Regions from separate parts of the Homo sapiens genome. Here all the other regions are linked to region 1. The links are chromatin contacts, found by Hi-C or POLR2A ChIA-PET in ENCODE. All regions are on one chromosome and are shown on one strand. Each heading gives the region's core, a stretch centred on a gene start or an enhancer-like site at or near the end of the contact. The rest is flanking DNA. Distances are from core to core; before and after follow the strand shown. Region 1 holds the start of B4GALT5 (beta-1,4-galactosyltransferase 5). Region 2 overlaps PTGIS (prostaglandin I2 synthase). Region 3 overlaps PTGIS (prostaglandin I2 synthase).

Region 1 (2,700 bases), core at 72-2,571:
TCCATGCTCCCCCTTCTCACCTGGTACCATTTCCCAAAGGCCCCAATCATATCCCCTTCTCTACGGACAATTTAAACTTCTCCTTTGTCCGCAGAGCAGGCACTATCCAATACTGAAGAACCACACCATCTACCCTCAAGGCTAGGAGAGGGCAGAAGTGGAAGAAAGAACACAGACAGCACCCCTTCCCCAGGTCTTCAGTTGAGAAAGAAGCTGTGGCTGAAAGTCTGGGGGGCTGGGGGCAAAGGTGACAAGGATGTGCCCTTGTGGGTACGCGAGGTGGGGGGGGGGGAGATGGGGAAGAGGCATGGGACGCTCAGGGGATTAGCAGGAGATTGAATGGGGGTGGACCTCTGTAAGGGGAAGGGGGGTGCCACCGGCAGGCAGAGAGATCAGGCCACTGAAGAGGTGAACGTGAGTTAGGGAGGAGGACCTGGAGGTGGATGTAATAGGGGAAGTAGAGGAAGAAAGGGGAGGGAGGGGGCTCACGGGAGCAGGAAACGATGGAGTCATGGGGAGTGGGGGAGGATGGATGGGAGCTAGAAGGTGGGGCGGCCTGGGACCCGGGCACATGGGCTCGGCGAAGAGCGGGCGCGCCGCGGGGGACTGGGGTGCGGGGAATGCCGGGAATGGGGGTTCGAGGAGACCCCGGGGAAGGGAAGGGGAAGCGGGAGTTCTCGAGCAGAGGAGCGGGAAGTGGGAGTTCCAGCGAGGCAAGAGCGGGAAGGGGGTTCCGGAGCAAGGGGCGGGCGTGAAGGTACAGTCGGGTTCGCGAGGGTGGCGTTAGGAGGGGCGGGGTGGGCCGGAGGCTGGCGCGGGAGAGGGATCCCGGGCGCCTGTTGGGGTGCGGAGGGCAGGAATGTCCTGGCGTCCCCGAGAGCCGGGCCAGGACTCCGGAGTCTTCGGAGGACCAGGCTCAGGGCCGCCTCCCGGCCGGGGCCCCTTAGGGAGGGGCGGGGATTCCCCGGGTCCCTCAAGGCCAGAGCGGCAGCCGCCGCGGTCCCAAGCCCCCTTCCTACCTATGCCGGGCGCCACATAGACGAAGTACAGCAGCGAGGACGAGAGAGAAAAGAAGAAGAGCGCGGCGAGCAGCGAGCGGCGCGGCAGCCGCAGCAGCCCCCGGCGGGCGCGCATGCTGCAGCCAGGCGGCCGCTAGAGAGCCAGGCCGGGCCTGCTCCCGCAGCTCCCCGTCCGCCGCCTCCTGGGCCGCCGCCGCCACCGCCTGGGCCTCGGCCACCGCCTCCCGGGCCTCGCGGGCCGCCACTCGCCGCCGCCGCCGCCTCGCCGCTCCCAGCCGCCGGCCGTCGCGGGCCGGGCCACATGAAGCGGGCGGGGGCCAGAGCGGCCCCGAGCGGGCGCAGCGGCGGGGGCGGAGGCGGGGCGCACGCGCGGGAGGCGGGGCCAGTGCCGCCGGGCACCGTCGCAAAAGACCCGCGCGCTTGCGCTCGCCGCCGACCCTCGCTCGGCGCCCACAGCAGCCCGCATGGAGTAATCGCCAAATGGCGACAGACCCTCTCCCAGTGCGGCCACCGCCCAGGCTTTCGGGGAATGTCTCCCAAGTGCTCCGCGCTAGCTCGTCCCCCATCTCGGGGGCCAAGGGGCCATCTACAAAGTCTGACTCATCTCGTTGCCCACTGCAGCAGAAGAGTGGGGACTGCAAGGCTTGGGGGTTCGGCCTGGTATACACCCTCATTCATTCATTCATTCATTCATTCAATTCACCATTTATTTATTGAATGCCAGACACAGTTGTTGGCGCTGGGCATGCTACAGAGAAAAAAAACGATAAAAATCTCTGTCTACTTGAAACTTACATTATGTGAGAGATAAAAGAAACAAATCAGCTAGTAATATCAGGTACTGGTAACACATATGAATACGATAAAACAGGAGGATGTATTGCAGGCAGGCTGGAGTGGTCAAGGAAGGCCTCACTGAGCAGTGACACGAACTGAGATATAAAAGGGTGAGAAAGCGCCAGCTTTTTTGAATAAGCTGGGGAAAAAGCAGTCATACCAGGGGGAACAGCAGGTGTAAAGGCCCTGAGGTAGGAAAAGGGCTGATCTGCCCCCGAGTTGAATCCAAGGCCAACATGGATAAAATCCAGTGAAGTAGGGGGGGAAATAGGGATGAGCTTGGAGCTGTAGTCAGGGATCCTACTGTATCAGAAATAGCATAATGATAACAATTGTCAATGTCTCTAGACTTCTGCTGAGAAACATGGACTTCACTCATGCCATGAAATTCCCCCACCAGTCTTGAGATGTGTGCTGTTATTATTACTATCATACAAATGAGGAAACTGAGGTTTCTAGATGGAAAGGCAATTCACCCAAGCCTTGCAGTAAGGGCTTAAATCAAAACTGGCCTGTCTCCCATGTCAGGCCCTTGACCTCTAGGTTGTAACTGTCTCAGCAGTCTGTATGACCTCTAATTCTTATCCTGCAGGCAAATCGGTATCCTATCCCCATCACCTGGGTATGGGACCATATCCAAAAAAATGCTTTCAGATCAGCATCAGCTCAAAGGACCTCAGAAGGCAATGAACAGTCCTAGAAATTTATGGCAAGAAGCAGTAGCCTCAAGGAGCTGGACTGAGGAGGCCAGTGTCCCTGTGTAGACATATCTGAAACTAGGGTACTGTCTTGGAATGCCAGAAGCAGTGGGGAGGGGAGAGGACTTTGCAGGGATTCTGTGAGA
Region 2 (2,890 bases), core at 180-2,679, 170 kb before region 1:
GCCTGGGCTGTCAGGGCTGGCCACGCAAGGCAGGCATTTGCAGCAGTGAGAAGGTTGTGCTTGATCTGAGGGGCTCTGGGAGGCCCGAGAAGGAGGTCAGGGCCTGGTCAAGTGTGAAAAAGGGTAAGACATGGGAGCTAGCATGAGCTCTCATGTGCTCTCACTGAGGCACACTTACGCACACGCACACGCACACACACAGGACCACGCTCAGAGGACGCGCCTTCACCTCCAGCCCCCTTTAAATGCCCCAGGAGTCCAGCCCCAGCCCAGCGGGCTGACCTCAGTCCTGGGAGGGAAACTGCAGGCTTTCATTTTGTCATCTCTGCCTCAGCAGAGAGTCACAACAAAGAGACGCAACCAAAGCCCCGGGGCCTCACCCTCTCACCCTCCCCTTGAGCTCCTGGATCCCTGTGCAGACAAAGACCAGAGACCAGGATCTCTCAGGAGAGGGGTTTTCCCAGATGAAGAGAGAATGGAAGCAGGAATGAGGGTAGGTGGGGGCCGAGAGAGGCCTGCGTGGTCCCTGCTCTGTCCCTCACCTGCACAGTGGTGGCAGAAGTTGTAAAGGTGCAGCCCACACACTGGATTCAGTCCACAAATGTGTTTTATCAAGGGAGTTCCTAAAAACAAACTAAAGCTTCCTTCAAACATTTGGGGAAACTCACACAAAATCCGGATTTCCTGCTCATCTCATCTTGAAAAAGGAATCTGGCTGACCTGCGGTCCCACCTGGAAACCTAGCAGGAGCAGAGTTGCAGCCGCCCCTTTTAGACAGACACGTGCTTGCCAGGCCACTGCGGTACTCCCAAGGCCCTGTGGTCTCGGTGACACTGCAGTTGACACTGGTCATCATTTATCATCACACTTGCACTGTTGTTTTTTGCTAACTCAGAGAACCATTTCCCGGTACATATATTTCTACCAAAACAGGCAATGAAAAATAAACCAAAAAAGTAAACCGGCCGGGAGAGGTGGCTCACGCCTGTAATCCTAGCACTTTGGGATGCCGAGGTGGTTATATCACCTGAGGTCAGGAGTTCGAGACCAGCTTGGCCAACATGGTGAAACCCCCTCTCTACTAAAAATACAAAAATTAGCTGGGCATGGTGGCGGCACCTGTAGTCCCAGCTACTCAGGAGGCTGAGGCGAGAGAATCGCTTGAATCTGGGAGGCGGAGGTTGCAGCGAGCAGAGATCGCGCCATTATTGCACTCCAGCCTGGGCGAAAGAGCGAAACTTTGTCTTTAAAATAAAATAAAATAAAATGAAGGAAAAGAAAACAAAAAGAAAAAGTAAACCCAGAGGACCACAAGGTTTTGCTCTGTGGAAGCGAAGCCGGCAGCTCCATATCAAAAGAGCACGGCTGAAGACAGGATAATCCCATATGTAAATACACACACGACCCACAGGCGGCGCTAGAGCCACAAAGAAAAATAAAGCTGAACCAAGCTGGGTCACAGGAGGGAGCCATCACGAAAATGGGACTCAAGAAAGACCTCTCTGAGCAGGTGGCGCTCGCGATAAGGCTTAAACGAAGTGGGGTGGGAGCCACGCAGACCTGTGGGGAACAGCATTCCCAGGCAAGGGAACAGAAATAGCAAAGGCCACAAAGAGAGAGCGTGCCTGACCTGCTCAAGGGGCAGCAGAGAGGTAGGTGGGAGGAGGGGAGGCCAGGGCTACAAGGTGAGGACAGAGGAGAACTTTGGGTGTGACTCAGTGAGGCCAGGGCCAACACAGGCCAGGCTGGTGGGTGTAAGAGGTGGCACCTCACAGTTCGGGCTGCCTGAACCGGCACCCCTTTCACCTCTGTGTCCCTCCCATCCAACTGGCCCATTCTCTTTGTATTTCAGGGGCTGCTGATTGATGGCAGTGGAAAGGCCTACAGCTGCCAAGCCAGGGGGCAGGAGCTCCAGCCCAGGCCTCAGGCCCTGAAGACACAGTTACCGGGTTACAGGTATGGATTTACGTCTGATTCCCCCTGAGCTGATTCCCCTGTGCCTGCCGCTGTACCATGGAGCCTAGCCAGACCCAGCTGCCCCTGAGCCTGCCTCTCCCCAGCCTATCTCTCTCTGACTTCTTTGTCTGCACAGGGACCCAGGAGCCAGGAGACCTGGGAGGATCACTACTGTGAACTTGCTGGGTGGTTTCAGCTGGCCCTCTCTGGACCTCAGTCCCCATCATACAATGCAGGGTGGACCAGACCAGCATCACCCACACCAATTACAGCCCTTGACACTGTTTGCACCACCCCAGGGCAAAACAAAAAGAATGGGGACTGTTCGTGTGCTGAGAGCTGTGGCTGAGAGTGCAGACTCTGGGACCAGCCCTGTCCTGACCCCAACACAGGCCTCTGGGCAAATGACTCAGGCTCTCCAGGTCTCAGTTTTCTCATCTGTCAAATGGAATATGTAAAGTCCTAGCCTCCTAGAGCGATTGTGAGCATTAAAAGAGCTGAGACACGCCGAGTCTACACATATGCACACACATATCATAAATATACCCACATGCCCATATGTGTCAACGAATGACTGCCCTTTATCCTAGAACTATGTTGCTCTAATTTCTTGGAGGGGTTGAAATGTCCTTTTTTAAATTAAATTTAAATTAAATTAAATTCTGGTTGGTTAAGGGCATCACTAAAATCAGGGAGCTGTCCTTAACACCACTCTATCCCTCTCACTCACGCCCACGCTCCCCCATCCCCACCGCTGCCCCAGTCAAATCTTCCGGCAGAGCCAGTGAACTCTATCTCCAAAAGCTACCCAAATTCTCACCACCTCCCTGGGCCACCACCATTCTCTCACCTTGGTGACACCTGGCAGCCTCCTGCTAGGTCCTCCTGCCTCCCTCTCCACCCCTCCTTACCCCTACAGTCCATCCTCCATCCA
Region 3 (2,700 bases), core at 138-2,637, 200 kb before region 1:
AAATGATCTGACCTGCCTAGACTCGGTTTTAGATGGACCAGCAGGGTTGTCATGACAATTCAGTGAGATAAAAATAACAACAAATTAGCTAATTTATTGGAACACTGTGCGCTAGGCACCATCTAAGCATTTAGTACCCGCTATCTCTTTTTATCTGTCCAAAAACTTGATGAGGTAGGAATGCCAGTCGGTTCTGCTCTAACACTTGTTTTGAACAGGTGAATTTGTTCCAATAGGATTGATATATTAGGGCACCATTTGAATATAATGCAAGTTTCACATTTGCTCACGTGCAATTTCACTTGTGAGAAACATGAGGTGAAGACGAAAGACTGCACCCAGCTGAACCTGGGTGTGCAGAAATCCATAAAATATACACATGCACACAACTAAGCATCGATCTACAGCCACAGTTATTACAGCACTTACATAGTTCTTAGCCAGGTAACATGTATAAAACTTTACTACCATTTTTTTTACTGGGTTCTTCTCTCTCTCTCTTTTTTTTTTATTATGTCACTGATGAGGTTTTTGAGTGTTGGCCCCAGTCCCCCTTTTCCCTCAATCCCTGCAGTTTTTTCTTTCTTTCTTTCTTTTTTTTTTTTTTTTTTTTTTCTGGAGACAGAGTCTCACTCTGTCGCCCAGGCTGGAGTGCAACGGCGCAATCTTGGCTCACTGCAATCTCCACCTCCTGGGTTCAAGAGATTCTCCTGCCTCAGCCTCCTGAGTAGTTGGGATTACAGGCACGCTCCACCACACCCGGCCAATTTTTGTATTTTTAGTAGAGACGGGGTTTCACCATGTTGGCTAGGCTGGTCTCCAACTCCTGGCCTCAAATGATCTGCCCACCTCGGCCTCCCAAAGTGCTGGGATTACAGGCGTGAATCCCTGCAGTTTTTGTTGCATGATTTCACACAGCAAGGTGATTTTAAGGAATGCATATGAGCTGTATTATGTTCATAATTGACTCCATTTTCTTGAGGAAACTGAGGCTAAAGGTTTATGTAACGTGCCCACTCACTTAGCACAATGCATGCACAATAATGATATTAACAATTATGGTAATAATTAACATTTTTCAAATGCCTACAATGAGCCAGACAGTGGGTTAAGAACTTAGAAAGATCCAATTCATTTATCCTGACACTCCTGGGGTATAGTTATAATCAGAACCCTCATTTTACAGTTGAGGAAACAGGCTCAGAAGGTAACCCAGCTTATGATTGCACAGGGGCTGGACAGGAGGACAGGGCAGATGTCATAACCCCTGGTCCAATCTGTTTGTGATCCTGGTGGCCAAAGCTCCTGGGGTTCAAGGGAGATAATTTATGAGGCTCTCGGCCCCACAGGTATTAAAATAACCAAGTGGGAACAGTGAAGTTCGGCCAGTTCCTAACATGAAGTTCTGAACATGCGGCAGCAGCTGCAGACGGGTAGCTACGGTCAGCTGAAAGGAATGTCCAGTATTTGGAATCTGGACACCAGTCTTGGAGGGAAGAACCTGCTGCCAGATCTGATTATTTCAAAAGAAATCCGAAATCTGGCTTTTTTACACGAGCTCTTCTGATTTATAAAAGCACACAGTTGTAAAACCACAAATAAGAGATGGCTCACGGGCTGTCCATGTGAAGCCTCTGCCAAACCATTCTCCTGGCTGAGCCCTCAGTCCCAGGAGAGAAGGGCGCCTGCCAACCAGGGGATCAGGAGCCACCCTGGCCCTGCCCTGGCCCCCCACTCACTGTTTGATGCTGTTGACCGCATAACTCCTCCCCAGGCAGTGATTGTGCCCCGCCCCCCAGGGCATGTTGTAATTCTTCAGCCGTTTCCCATCCTTGTAAAAGTCTTTCTTCTCTGATCCGTCAGGGTTCAGGAATCGGTTGTATTTAAATACCTGAAATAGGAAGAAGGTCCTTTTCTGACCCCATTCCCAGAACAAGCTCACACCAAGAAAAATGTATGAGGATGTTCATGACAGTCATGTTTATAAGAGGGAAAAACTGGAAACCATATACAGGTCAATTGATAGGGGATTGGTTAAAAAATTATGGCAAAAGGTTTGTGTGTACTGACATGGAAAGAATTTCTACAATTGGTTGTTGAGTGAAAAAAGCAAGTTTCAGAATAGTATATATTGCATGATCCTATACACACACCAATCTTTTCATGGCATGTGAATGTGTTGTGTGTATGCCTGTAAAGCCATGAAAACAATTCGCAAGGCACACTCCAAACCTTGGTCAGAGAACTCTGTAGAACTGGAGAAGAAGGGAAATACATATTTTTTACATTTAAGTATATATTTCTCTGTATTTCTTTATATTCTATGATATATATTACTTTTGTAATGTAAAATAAAAGAAATTAAAATATTTTTTAAAAAGAAAATGCCAATTTCCTTTGGTTACACTGCACAGTGGTAAGGCAAGGGTTGTAGCTGAGCACAGAGCTTGGCATGGAGTAGCTGCCGACTGAAAGATGGGTGGAAGGATAGGTGAATGAACCAGTGGATAGACTAAGAGATGGAAATGTGGATGGAAAGATGGATGAATGGAGGGATGGATAGATGGATGGATGGGTAGATGGGGTGGATGGATGGATGGGTAGATGGGTGAATGAATGGGTAGATTGATGGGTGGATGGATGAATAAATGGATGAATGGACAAATGGATGGATGGATGAGTAGATGGGTGGATAGATGG

The links. A loop is a pair of places that touch in the nucleus more often than their neighbours do. ChIA-PET counts read pairs that join two places held with the same protein, here RNA polymerase II (POLR2A). Pooled maps may share reads with other maps.
Region 2: a loop to region 1 is called in a map of ascending aorta, with 1.9 times the contacts of the local background. The contact joins the enhancer-like site here to the promoter of B4GALT5 in region 1. A Hi-C loop is called at or near these places in 1 of 168 maps with a recorded cell type or tissue (ascending aorta), 1 of 37 single-sample maps with no recorded cell type and 7 of 50 pooled maps. POLR2A ChIA-PET finds 5 or more read pairs at or near these places in 1 of 52 experiments (PC-9).
Region 3: POLR2A ChIA-PET joins it to region 1 with 10 read pairs in BJ. The contact joins the enhancer-like site here to the promoter of B4GALT5 in region 1. POLR2A ChIA-PET finds 5 or more read pairs at or near these places in 4 of 52 experiments (BJ, CD8-positive, alpha-beta memory T cell, Panc1 and 1 more).

What each region holds. Positions count from the first base shown.
Region 1 is chr20:49,712,557-49,715,256 of GRCh38, forward strand. It overlaps B4GALT5 (beta-1,4-galactosyltransferase 5), which reads right to left and starts at 1,322. Exons shown (of 9, transcript NM_004776.4): 1 at 1,020-1,322. The coding sequence starts at 1,134. RefSeq lists silencers at 795-914, 1,205-1,534.
Region 2 is chr20:49,540,487-49,543,376 of GRCh38, forward strand. All of the region lies in intron 4 of PTGIS (prostaglandin I2 synthase), which reads right to left. Among named protein-coding and RNA genes, the nearest start is that of PTGIS, 26 kb to the right of the region's middle. RefSeq lists an enhancer at 1,315-1,364 and a silencer at 1,820-2,096. Within about 2 kb of position 1,430, at least 3 of the 41 ENCODE cell types and tissues checked have a DNase peak (open chromatin) inside an H3K27ac peak, as active enhancers do; they include ascending aorta, where a contact is called at or near this core.
Region 3 is chr20:49,509,289-49,511,988 of GRCh38, forward strand. PTGIS (prostaglandin I2 synthase) reads right to left here. Exons shown (of 10, transcript NM_000961.4): 9 at 1,740-1,891. Among named protein-coding and RNA genes, the nearest start is that of KCNB1, 28 kb to the left of the region's middle. Within about 2 kb of position 1,388, at least 16 of the 41 ENCODE cell types and tissues checked have a DNase peak (open chromatin) inside an H3K27ac peak, as active enhancers do.